2 separate regions of the Homo sapiens genome follow, and region 1 is linked to region 2. The links are chromatin contacts, found by Hi-C or POLR2A ChIA-PET in ENCODE. All regions are on one chromosome and are shown on one strand. Each heading gives the region's core, a stretch centred on a gene start or an enhancer-like site at or near the end of the contact. The rest is flanking DNA. Distances are from core to core; before and after follow the strand shown. Region 1 overlaps AAGAB (alpha and gamma adaptin binding protein). Region 2 overlaps SMAD3 (SMAD family member 3).

What was found. A loop is a pair of places that touch in the nucleus more often than their neighbours do. ChIA-PET counts read pairs that join two places held with the same protein, here RNA polymerase II (POLR2A). Pooled maps may share reads with other maps.
Region 1: a map of endothelial cell of umbilical vein shows a loop between it and region 2 (5-fold over the local background). The contact joins two enhancer-like sites. A Hi-C loop is called at or near these places in 7 of 168 maps with a recorded cell type or tissue (CD14-positive monocyte, Right ventricle myocardium superior, ascending aorta and 4 more) and 9 of 50 pooled maps. POLR2A ChIA-PET finds 5 or more read pairs at or near these places in 12 of 52 experiments (AG04450, Caco-2, MCF 10A and 9 more).

What each region holds. Positions count from the first base shown.
Region 1 is chr15:67,196,044-67,202,854 of GRCh38, forward strand. It overlaps AAGAB (alpha and gamma adaptin binding protein), which reads right to left. Exons shown (of 10, transcript NM_024666.5): 10 at 4,624-6,811. The coding sequence ends at 6,778. Among named protein-coding and RNA genes, the nearest start is that of SMAD3-AS1, 53 kb to the left of the region's middle. RefSeq lists an enhancer at 2,643-2,772. Within about 2 kb of position 2,373, at least 4 of the 41 ENCODE cell types and tissues checked have a DNase peak (open chromatin) inside an H3K27ac peak, as active enhancers do; they include gastrocnemius medialis, where a contact is called at or near this core.
Region 2 is chr15:67,146,914-67,153,105 of GRCh38, forward strand. The region is part of intron 1 of SMAD3 (SMAD family member 3); the gene reads left to right. SMAD3-AS1 (SMAD3 antisense RNA 1) reads right to left here and starts at 26. Exons shown (of 3, transcript NR_186224.1): 1 at 1-26. RefSeq lists enhancers at 1-105, 106-1,040, 118-412, 1,419-2,226, 3,034-3,841. Within about 2 kb of position 3,663, at least 31 of the 41 ENCODE cell types and tissues checked have a DNase peak (open chromatin) inside an H3K27ac peak, as active enhancers do; they include gastrocnemius medialis, where a contact is called at or near this core.

The sequences.
Region 1 (6,811 bases), core at 1,123-3,622, 48 kb after region 2:
TAGTCCCAGCTACTTGGGAGGCTGAGATGGGAGAATCGCTTGAACCCAGGAGGTGGAGGTTGCAGTGCTCATACCACTGCACTCCAGCCTGGGCAACAGAGTGAGACACTGTCTGTCTCAAAAAAAAAAAAAAAAAAAAAAAAAAAAAGAAGTAAAATGCCTTTTGGTTTTTAAGAGTCTGAATAAGCAGAGTTCGGGGGAGAAGGATGAAATGGGTTGGAGTAATCATCTGGTGTGACCACATCTGCAGCAGTCCTCCTAAGGACCTCCCCAGCATCATCTAAACACCTCCCTTACCAAGAGGAGGCAGGTTGCACCGTAAGGGCCTATAGATTTGGCCTCTGAGAACTGCAACAAATTCCTGCCTTTATGATGATTTGGTTGGTTCTTCCACCTTCCTACCCCCTTAACAGCTTTCCTCAAGGGTTTATGTAGCTGTTTGGGTCAACAGCTGACCCAAACCCGTCCTTTTAACCCAACCTGTTCCTTGAGATGCACGATTTTAAAATTCCAGCTATTTGTTAGACGTGATCCAAAACACAGCGCCCCCAAACTGAATCATCTTCCCACCTCACTTGAGCCAGCTCCCTTTTATGCTTCCCCAGATTTTATCAGTAGCCTCTTCACTCCCATTTTCCAAGCCCAGAGCAGCTTGACGCATTTCTTTTCCTTGCCCTCCATCACCTCTCTGCTGCTGCCATCTCCCTTTTGGAAAGGTCCTACTCCCTGAACTTCCCGGTTCTCCCTGGCCCTCTCGTACAATCTGCTCTTTTTCTTGGGCCTACACCTCTTCTGCCTGCTTCCTTGTTGGTATTCCCAGACCACTGTTCTGCTGACTCCTCCCTAAGTGATCTCATCTACCCTGATGATTTCAAGCCACATAAACGCTAATGACTCCCAAATCAGTACTTACAGCCCAGACTTTAATCCCGAGCTTCAGACTCATGTCCAGCTGACTGCTGGCTGCTGGCACACGGAGGGGCCACAAGTACCTCAAACTCACAATCAAATAAACAGAATTCATGGTTTCTCTTAAAACCATCCTCTGGCCTTCAGCCCTGTTTTAGACATGACCATTGACCCAACCTACATCCACAGAAGCCACAGCAGTCCACCAGTCCTCTGCTCCCCACCTCCACACAGTCCCGCTTCTCCAATCTCTCTGCTCTAGTCCCACTTGCACCGCCCTAAACTGCAGGTCTTCTAGTGCCTGGACAACTGCACCAGCATCATAACAGGTCTCCTAGCCTCCAGATGGCTTTCCTATAAAGGCACCCTTCATACTGCCCCCAGTAACCAATCTGACCATAGATGCTTCCCCTAGTCCACTGCACACATTCTAAGGTCTTTGCCCTGGAGCATTTGGCCCTCCTTTGCCCTTACCTAGCATTCACTGCTCCCTGCCTTAACCTCTACAATCCGGCAACTTGCAGTCCTCATGGATCATCCTTGTCTTCATGGCTGCTTGTGCTTAGAACATCAACTTCTCCCTGGCCCAGCCCCTGCTCCCCAGCACACCACCAGTTCGCCTGGCTAACTTTTACTAATGCTTTGTGCCTCCATTCAGACATCTCCTCCAGGAAGCCTCTCATAAACATCTATCTCTGTTGCCACAGTCCCCTCTCTAGGCTGTGAGTTCCTTGAGAGCAGAGTTTACATTTTATTCTCTTATCCCTGGCTTCTTTTTGGCCACCACATATTTTTGCCGAGTAAATGAATCAGTGTCCATATCTAGTAAATTCTATCTTAGCAGTATATTTTATATACATTTCCACAGTGCTTACAGCAAGTCCTTATATATGACTGAAGGAATATAGTTCCTGATTACCTGCTATCACAGCTATTCCAAAATTCTAATCTGTGTCTCTGCAGTCCAGGGATAGCAAATATATGGCAAAATTCCCCTCTTCTCTATTTCTATCCATGGCAAAAACCACTCGTCACCGGGTTGGGTCCATCCTCAGCCTCAGACTCTTTCTCAACACAGCTAATTGGTTAGACAGAAAAACTGCTAATACTGCTGCCACGTTTTCCTGGAATGTAATTATGGTTAGATGCCTTTTCTGCTCAAAACCTTTGGCTCCTCACTTACCTCCAGAGTAGGCACAGACTCTACAAGGTCCCCTCCAGCATCACCCCATCCTCATCTGCCACCATTTCTCTATGTGGACTCCTTGCATTTTCCCAGCACATCCCCTCACTCTTCTTTCCGTACCTTTGTTCAAGCCATAACTCCAACAACTTTGCTGCCTCCACTCACCTATCTGTCCCAATCCTTTATCCTTCTAGCTCGACCCAAGCAGCATTATTTCCCCTAAGTCAGCGGTTCTCAAAGTGGGTCCCAGGACCGAACCAGCAGCATCGGTTATCACACAGATGTTAAAGATGCAAATTCTCAGGCCCCACGCCAGGCCTACTGAAGCCGCAACTCTGGAGTGGGGCCCTCCAGGTGACTGTGACATAGCTCACTTCTGAGAACCATTGCTCTAAGATACACTTCCTGTTCTCCCCAACCCACTGTGTTCTCTCCTTCCCACAGCCATTAGGGCTGGTCACAGCACTCTTCACATGCTGTCTTGGCATTGTCTTTTGTGACCTTGTCTGGTTTGCCCCCTGCTCCCACCTGAGTTGGACTCTGAGCTCATGGAAAGGAGAAACTACATCCTGACTCAAGTCTGTGTCCTCTGCCACACCTAGCTCAGATTCTGGCACCAACGACGTTCACAGTCAGTGTTGGCTGGACCCTGGGTTCTTGTTTCTGCTCTCACCAGGGTAGAAGGAACAAATTTAAGGCCGTCTAACTTCACCATTAATGACTTCCTGAGAATTTCCTGGGGAAGCATGATTGTTGCAGGCCATGTCCTTGGAATTCAGATTAAAAGAATCTTTTCTCTCCTAAACTATGCTGTTGTTTCCATAAAGTTCCTACCCTAGGCCTTAGTCCACATTTTTGTGTAATAGCATTAAAGCCACCTGGCTGATAATAGCAAGGGCAGGAGCAATGATTGGACACTTCATTAGAGAGAACCCAAGAGGCTTCCTAGTCAGTAAACTGGGCATAAGCAAGCAGCTTGGGGTGCCTGGTTATGCCTCCCAGATCTGTAGTTGTGCGGAGGAAGTGTTTGGGCATAACAATGGATACACAGAAAGGGGTTTTAAAAGTTTTTTTTTTTCTTTTCACCCCCAGGCCTGTGTTCCAAAGATGCAGTAATAACCATTAGGGCCAGGTTTTGAATCACAATGTTTTCAAAAGGAAACAAAGTAGAACTGTAAATCCCTAAGAGTGGGAATACGCTATTGCTGTTACCTTTTTTGTTAATTCTTCTGCAAACCAGAGGAACAACTTAGGATAGAGCAAGATACTTCCTATGCTAGAACCTAATTCTGAGTAAGGATACCTACATTAAGAGCAAGCTTTGTGATGTTAACAACAGGCATATGTAATGCCAAAGTATGAACTTTACAGGATCTCTAAGACGTTTTCTGTAAGAGCTTACATGCCAAAGATGCCAGGATGGATCACTAAACCCTGAGTGGAATCGAAAATACTAGAATTATGCCGCACAGTCAGCATTCTACTTTCATGAGACATACAAATTATGGGAAAGTTAACGGGGTTGTTTTCAAACTAACCTTGTACTAACATAGTACTGGGTTCAGTACACATGACCAGATTTTTTTACACTTACTCCACCTATAGTCCTCTAATAAGATTTGGTACTTAATGACATAATGCTGTAGCTAAATTGTCTATTGTAAAATTAACAGGGGCAGCAGAGAGTGAAGAGCAAATCTAATGCATTAGAACATTCACTGAAACTCTTGTCTCCATCAATCAGAACGTTCAATGAATCAGAACCCCTAATGAATCAGAACCTCTGACCACACTGGACACGTTTGCTAAATTTAGCTTTGTATCGGCAAACGCTGAAGCTCAGAATAGTTTACAGAGCTCTCATCTTACCCTTAGACAGTGATTCTTCTAAGACTGCTTTTCCATGGCAGGCCAAGGCAAGGCAAGGGGCATTCCACATGCTCTCTCAACGCCCATTGTTAAGAGACTGGCCCAAGGTTAAATGAATCTGACAAGCCATGGCAAAAATGTTGATCCCGACCTCTCCACAGTGGGACCAGGAAATTAGCCATATATCACATTTCACGTGTTAGAAGTAGTTTGCAGGAATGGCCTAACATGCTCTATGGTCCTTGAACCACATCCCATATTACTCAACCATCTAAGTCTAGCTTCCCTGAATCTCTAGCTTCTCTGAATTAGACGTGGCCAAGTTCTATAAATAGAGAGCAAGCAAACTGGTTCTGTCAATCTTCTCATACTCTGGCAAGATGGCATATTTTAAAATTATAAAAATATCTATGTCTTCATCACTCTAAAATTATTACATAACACATGATTTTCTCAGGGGAAAAATGTTTATTCTTGTCTTCCCTTACCTTCCAGCACTTATGTATGGACCTTCAAACTTTGTGATCATATTCATCAAACACAAACCATACTTTACAACCAAAACTAAGGGCCTACTATGTGCCAAACACTATGTGCCAAACACTATGTTATGCAAATCAAGAAATGTTTAAGGAAAAAACAACCAAAAACCAAGTCTCTTATTTTAAATTCCAGCTGGCAATTCTGTAACAACTTGTGGTAGCATGAACATAGGTCACTTTAGATAGACTGCAGCTATTACTGTAGTGTTAGCTCATGATCACTATTCTAACATGGGCTTTTAGTAGATTTCACTAGAGACCTTCATCCCATATGTCCCTAGAAGAGGCCAATATCCCTGCATAGCTGAGGTCTTAAAAACATGACATTACATATGCAGGGTAAATTCTAAAATAGTGAGCTTGACAGACTCTTCCACTATTCACTATATATGTCTAATCCAATGAAGGATATAGGGCTTCCCTCACTCATACCCCCTAATAAAAAACCACAAAATCATAATAATAGACATTAGCACAGTTTATAAATAAATCACATTTTAATCATCTGGCTTTGTTTAATCTACAAAATCAAATTCACAGCTTTTTCTAGTCTGGTCTGTTTTTTCTAACCAGATGGCCTAGTATATTTTCTAAAACCTTCCATCTTTTAAGGAAAACATGTTCCACCTTTTTTTTTTTTTTGCAATCCCAGAGCCAACTTCCCTAATGCAATCACCTCAAAGAAACACTGATGGGCTGGTGGTGAACCACAGACTCAAAGTCTTTCAGAACAGTAAAAGAAAAAAAAAAAAAAAGGAACAAAAGGTCACTAAGCAATGTCCAGTGTTCCCTGGAAAGCCTCTTCCTGAATGCTCCAGTCACTGAGCTGTCCCCTCCCTGTGGTCACTCCTGCTGGCCCCTGTAGCATTCCATTCCTTCTGCCATCTGTTTCAGGTTCTGCAGTGCTTATAAGGTAGTGTCTGGAGGGGTGTGAGCCTTATTTCTTTCTGCTCCTAACCCAACCTGTTTCTTTCATGCTGTGTAAATGGTTCTAGAGCCCACCTAGGCCAGAACCAGTTCTCAGCTGGTGTGCGGGCACCTTCCATCCACTGTACTATGTGCCAGTTCAGAGCCACAGCAGTAATGATCACAGTGAGGGCTAATGATATGCATTACAAAGTCTACAAAAACAAATAAGGATTTTTATTTGCAGTACTTTCCACTCTTCCTTTAAAAACTTGCCATTTGCTTATCAGTTCCTCTGGGGCTGACCCACTCAAACAAGACAAAGGATAAAGAACAAAAGATAGTCCTCCGAGGTTACAGGCTTGGAAGGGCAGAGAGGAGCTACGAACCTTGGAAGAAAAACAAGGTGCTCAGGAATTCATCGCCTAACATTTCACTTCCCCACCCACCCCTTAGTGCTCCCACTTTGGCAGTGATCTCTCTTTGGCTTTAAAGAGAAAGGGGGAAATGTGCCTTGTTTTGCAGGTGTGCAACAACACAGCTCTGGCATCTCAAGCAGCAGGGGAGAACTCTAAGACAGAAGAATTTCTTCATGAAAATCACGGTATGTTATCACATACTGTCTCCATGGCCCATACAAGGACTCCTTAAGGTTCTCTCTAACATACAACATATCCCCCACAACTCAGTAGAGAGGTTTTCTTCCCACTGGAATAGAAATCCTTTGCCTCATTTATTACAGTCTAAAAATCCACACTGGCTTTTTGATTCTTTCTAGCATGAGCTCAGACACTATACTTCAAAAGAATGCCCAGAGGCATTTTCTTAGGTAGAGACTTAGCTGCGGGCTGAGACTTCGGCCCCACATAGCTCACATCAATTCTGCAGCTGCCTCCTTTCCTCCCAATAAAAGCATCATAGCTCAGAGCTACAAGCTCCTTGAATGGAGAAAACCCAAATCACCCAGGAAAGGTGACACAACTCCTGATGTGCAGTATCAAGTGTGAATGCTGGAAATGCTACTTAAAAGGTTGACCAGGAATGGCCTGGAGGTTGTCTTCAACTTGAGTAAATCACACAGACCTCTGAGATTTATCCTACCCTCATTCCTAGAACAAAAAAAAAGTATATTTAAGAAATCCTCACTCATTACTATCACTGTATTCCTCACTCTCTTACAATATACTGAGGAAAAAAAAGATTTCTCCTTAACCTCCTACTAAAAACTAAAATTAAGGGGACCCTATAAACAAGTCAGGCAGCCAACATGATAAGGGCAATTTTGGCAAAATATGACTGGGCTGAGTAGAGAGGTATCTCAGAGACAGCTAGCATCTTTGTTGGTCAAACCCTAGTATGAATAATTCAGTGCTCTTCATCAGATGAAAGGCCTTCAATT
Region 2 (6,192 bases), core at 2,413-4,912:
GGTTACAGCCAGGCAGAGTTGAAAGGGTGTCCTTTGGCGGGGTGAGAAGAGAGCAGCCTCCAAAGATTCCCCTGCACCCCGCCAGGCCCTGCCAGGGGCCCCTCCCACAGTTCTTTGCTCCTTCCACGGAGCCTGTTTGAGAATTCAGTGATTCACTTCCCGTCGTCAACTCTTGTTTAACGTTCCCCTCCATTGTTACCAAACAATCCAGGCCCCAGTGATGTGTGGTGTTCTGAGAGTAGAGGAGGGAAGAGAGAGAGAGAGCCAGAACTGTTTACAGAGCCCGGGAGATGGGCCCAGGCTTGACAGCCGGGCCGACTTGAAAGACAGGCTGCAGTGGACTGTGGCCCCAACAGCTGGGTGTGTGCAGGGTGGGAAATGCCAGGCACAGCCGCTCCTCCACAGAAACCACTCTGTTCTTTCTGCTCTTGATGGAAGCTCCTGCCCTTTATTGTGGTGTTAGCTTCTTTGTTCAGTTACACCGACAGCTGAGTTTTCTATTTGGGGCCATAGTTTTGGGGTCATGATTCCTGGAGTAGAAAAAAAACAACATAGGAGCTCACTCAGAAGGATCCCTGGGTAAATGCCATCCTTTCCTGGGCCCCAGTTTCCTCACGTGTTCAGGGGGAAAAGAAGGTGGTGGTGAAATGCCCCCCACCAGCTCCAAAGTCCTGTGGTTCTGAGGCTGGAATATTCTGCAAAAGGACATTTGCACACCACCCTTCCACTGCCCCCGCCCCAGTGTCGTGTCCAGGTCCAGTTCTACCAGCCACAGATGTGAGCATGTCTGGAACCTGTCTACCTGTCTCATTCATTCCATGACCTCTGATTTTTGAGGTCAGTAATTCTGCAGCCTCCCTCACCTTTCTGGTTTAAAGCAACCTCCTCTCTCAGGAAGTTGTTTGAAATCAATTTAATTCCTTTATATCCCACATGACAGCTACGACTGCCACTGTTTAGTTGATGTTGGCGTCGGGTTTGGGGCTTACTTGGCTTTTGTGTTTGCTTCTAACCTGCAGAAAGAGTCAAAGTTCTGAAGTTTTCTCTCTCATCCTTTCTGTTTGTTGCTCCATGTACAGTAGGGAAGAGGAATTTTTGTTGGTAGTCCACATTTTTGATTACTTATTTGCTCTGCTGCTATATTATGATTCAGGTTTTCTCCAAGGCCCTAGGTGCCTAAAAGCATTGAAGGAATGAGAAGTGTAGACACAGAACACCTTTAAGCCACTTCCCCCTGCAAATTAGTGTATTTCACAGGTATTTGGAATGCTAGAAGGTACTAGAAGGTGAGAAGACACTAGAGATCCGTTGAACCCATCATTTTTTAAATGAGATAATCCATACCTAAAGACTCCTCCATGAGTCGGTAGCACAGCCAGAGGGAGGGCCACACACACCCCTGTCATCTAATGAGCAGCCAGGGCTCCAGTCCATCCCCAGTGTGGGCCATATATCTGTGTGCTTTCTCCTCTATTAAATCCAACACTTGATAAAAATCTCCAGTTAACAAATATTTGTTGAGCAAGTTTATTGCAAATCGCTGTATTTAATGTCTGCCTACAACCTTAGCCACAGATGACTCTCTCTCCCTGGTATGGCAAGTGGGCAGAGCTTCCTCATTCAAAAACATTTTAGCTTCCTGCACTTCCCCGCTGGTTGCTTTCGCCTAACTGGCACCTGTGGCTGTCATTCCCCTGCTGTTTTTAATTGCACCTCTCAAGACCAGCTGATTGCTTAAAGAACATTTCTGGTATTGGGCCCATGGCAGTAATGTGCGTCTGTGGATCCCTTTGCTATGAGGCTTGACTTCTTGATCGGGTTCACAAGGCTGGTGGGCAGCCTGAGATCTTTGCTTATTTCCTACGTCTTCTGAAAGGTACTATGAAGCTTACCAGTTGCTGATGCACGCTATCAGCTAATAATTCCATTACCATTACTATTTTCTGAGCAAATGTGACCTGCAAGCCCCTCGCTCCATCCAGGATGCAGGCAAAGTTAAGCTAGGTTTCCTTTCCCTCAAGGAGCTCCTGGCACAGTTGGGAAGGGAAGTCAGAAACACACAGAAGTCACTTCATCATACCAGGCCTTTGGTGCTAAATGATGATGAATTTGAAGAGTGTGGGACAGTGGGGATGGTGGACTGTAAGAGTTCGAGGAGGGGAGGATGGAGAGAGGTCATTCTTAGCAGAGAGCCACAGAGTGGGTTACTGTTTGAGCTGGAAGATAATTGGACCTCCAAGGGCTCTGTCCCCACCTGCACCTCAGCGCACTATGCTGGTGGCCAAGAGTGCAGGAGCCTCACATTCAGATACTGTGGCTGCAACATTTTACCTCCACTACTTGGGCCTGTTCAGCATTTTGAGTTTCTATGCCTGTAAATTAGGCCTGTCTAGGAAGTGGGGGTGAGGTGGTGGGTGGGCAGGTGCTCTGAATCTCAGCTGGGACTGGGTGGGCTGATACCGGGGAGAGTTGTAAGTATCTAGGACCCAGCGGGAGGACGCCTCACCTGGAACCCTTTGCTTGTTCCTGATTGTAGCTGTTTTAGGGATGCAGCTTTCAGACAAGGGCCACTTAGTTGATGAGGCCGGCTTAATCGAGGAGGGCTGTTGCCACCCTGACATTGTTAAGTGTGGGCCTGGCTTCTCTGAAGTCCTCCTTTCTTGCTTGTGTGGAATTCCTGTTTTCCTGCCCATAGGGGTTCTTTGCTGTCTTAGGTGAATTGCCCCAATGAACCAGAACCTTTTTTTTTTTAGGTACAATAGGAGGTCTGTACCCTTAGACAGAAAGGAATGCTAATTGGCCACTTAACTGTCCTCAGGGTACAGATGCCAGAATATACAGGGCACCCATTCTTTGTTACCATTTGGGATGGAAACTGCTTATATAAGCTTGTAAAGCTTTGGTTCAGAAAGCAAGAGAATGTGTATGGAACGTTAGCAATTGCTGTCATGCAAATGCTGCATTTTTTGCATGTAAAGGTACCTCTTTACCTCCATGGTCCTTAAACTAACTTTTTCAAGAAACATGGTCATTTCCCACCCTTCCTTTACTTCCAGCTCCCCATTCATACCCAACAGTGGCTAACTGAAAGGTTTGCAAATCCTGAAGGCTTTGGGGCTTCTTTTAAAAAGAAGAGACTGAGTTGTAAATGTCATAAGACTGAGATGGTTGTAAATGTCCCAACCATACTGTGTGACATTTGCTAGGAATTGTTGTAAAATCACTGGAGTGAGCGCTTGTCCTGAGGCACTGCCTCTCCGCGTGAATGTCACTGAGTCGCCCGGTTGACCCGTTGCATGTTATGCAGCACTTGTGACATTGTTTTATCTCTCTAGCCGGTGACTCATAATTAAGGAAGTCAAAACTGTGCAATTAACACAAAACCTCCTCATTTGCCCTCTTCACCTCTCCCCAACCCCCGCCCCCAGTCAGGAATGCCCGCCTGACATTTTCTCTAAGTCTTTGGAAACTTTAAGATTTGTTTTGATAGAACAAGGCCGCCAGTTATCATCGCCTGGTTCCACTTGTTTTACCCCAAAAGTCTGTGAGAATCTTTTCCAGGAAAAAAAAGAAAGAAAGAAAGAAAGTAAATCCCACCCCCAAGCGTGCAGTCTGCCCACAGGAAGTGATTCATGGTGCTCCGATTCGGGCAGACCTGACTGCAGGAGGCGGGAGGCTGGGAACCAGGTCTGGGAAAAGAGGGCAGAGAGAGGATACCCAGACCTAATGGCTTCTGCTCTGTGGAAGAAAGTGAAAAACAGAATGACTAAGAGTCCTGTAATAAGAATTGTTTGTTTTGTGAAGTTGAACTAATAGTGAGGTTTGCCGGCAGATAAGACTTGAGAAATTGCAGTTGTCAGGGGAGGGGACTTTTCCATGTCCTGCTTTTTTTTTTTTTTTTTTTTTATTAAGAGAGCAAAGCTATTTCTCAGTCTTTTTTTTTTTTTTTTTTTTTTTTTTGAGATGGAGTCTCTCTCTGTCGCCCAGGCTAGAGTGCAGTGGCACAATCTCGGCTCACTGCAACCTCCACCTCCCAGGTTCAAGTGATTCTCTTGCCTCAGCCTCCCCAGTAGCTGGGATTACAGGTGCCCACCACCATGCCTGGCTAATTTTTTTGTATTTTTAGTAGAGACGGGGTTTCACCATGTTGGCCAGGTTGGTCTTGGAACTCCTGACCTCAGGTGATCTGCCCACCTTGGCTACCCAGAGTGCTGGGATTACAGACGTGAGCCACCACGCCAGGCCTTATATCTCAGTCTTAAGACATTCATATATTAGTGGAAGGCCCAGATTTGTGTTTCAGTTCTACCTTGCCACCTCTAAGCCTGTTTTCTTTTCTTTGGAGAAGAGGGTCTAAGATGAGACCATTATCTCACAGTCTCCAATAGCTCTTTCTCCCCATTTTCCCTTTTATTTATTTATTTATTTATTTATTTTGAGACGGAGTCTCTCTCTGTTGCCCAGGCTGGAGTGCAGTGGCACAATCTCGGCTCACTGCAACCTCCACCTCCTGGGTTCAAGCGATTCTCCTGCCTCAGCCTCCTGAGTAGCTGGGACTACAGGCTTGCGCCACCATGCCCGGCTAATTTTTGTATTTTTAGTAGAGACAGGGTTTCACTATGTTGGCCAGGCTGGTCTCGAACTCCTGACCTTGTAATCCACCCACCTCAGCCTCGCAAAGTGCTGGGATTACAAGCATGAGCCATTGCACCCAGGCTATTTTCCCTTTTTCCTTTCCCTCTAAAGTTAGAGTTTTTGAAAAATATTTGATTTTTTTAAATTGACAAATAATTGTCCATATTCATGGGATACATAGTGATGTTTTGATACATATTAATGTCATTATGGTGATCACATCAGGTTAATTAGCATCTCCATCCTGTCAAGCATTTATCATTTCTTTGGGTTGGAAGCATTCAATATCCTCCTTCTATTTGAAACTATGTAATATATGAATGTTACTATGTATGTTACTATATAAGCATTCAATATTCTCCTATTTGAAACTATGTAATATATGATTATACATAGTAACAATCATATATTACATAATAATTGTAAACTATGTAATAATAATATTGTAATATATGATTGCTAGATATTTGAAGCTATATAATATATTATTGTTAAGTATAATCATCTTACAGTGGTTTAGGACACTAGAACTGATTTTTCCTCTTTAGCTGTAATTTTGAGACCTTTAACAAATTTCTCCCCATCCCTCTGTTCCCTTTACACTTTTCAGCCTCTAGTATCTTCTATTCTGTTTTTACAAAGTTAGAGTTTTGGGGCTGATAAATGTTTTTACCTAAATACTCATTTTTGTTTCCACCAAATGGAACATCATGTTGTCGTAGAATGAAGGAATCCTTTCTGTCCTATGGGTTATTTTCTTCTCCCTCAAACTGACAATGCAAATTAATTTGATTCCCCAAAGTAGTTTGGAAACAGAGAAGACTCTAAGTGTTGGCTACATGAACAGGCCTGCTGCCGAGCGAGAGGCCCAGATCACCCAGAATGAGAAGATGGGTCTAAACACACCTGGCTTTGTGACTTACTCCATTTCAAGCTTCCTGTATTGTTGGAGGTCAGCTTTTGGGGGTGAGGGATTTTAATGAAAGCTGAGGTGAAGTCCACTGTTGCCTTAAGCCCATCAGAACGTTGCCAAGGGCTGTGAGTATGCTGAATGGGTCCATGAGTGATCTCTTAAAAAAACATAAACCATTGTCAGGCCTAATTTTCAGCAGAGTGAAATGGCCACCCAGAAGATTCTGTGAAGCCTGGCAACTTTTCCCTTTCTTCCAGTAGTCACAGACCAACCCAGATCTTTGTAGCATCTTTTATTTGTGACTTGAAAGTTCTATGATCCTGCTGACACTCAAGAAAAAGCAATCCCCATCAACTTGGTGCTTGGAGAAAAAAGTTTGTGAAGACCAAAGCTATTAAATAGAAAAGCCCTAAACACTCTCCTCCTCCTCCTCCTTCAATATTTAACCGTCTTCTTTGCATGGGGGAAGGGAGGGGCTCTCACCACAGCCAAAAGAGAATCTCTGCTGATTTAAACCCAGTGTGCTTTGTAGTCATAGAGAACTGAGTTTGGAGTGTAACATCTAGGTTCAAGCCCAGGCACTGTTCCTTGCTGGGTGACTTTGGGCAAGTCACTCAGCATCAAAAATTTTTCATCTGTAAAAT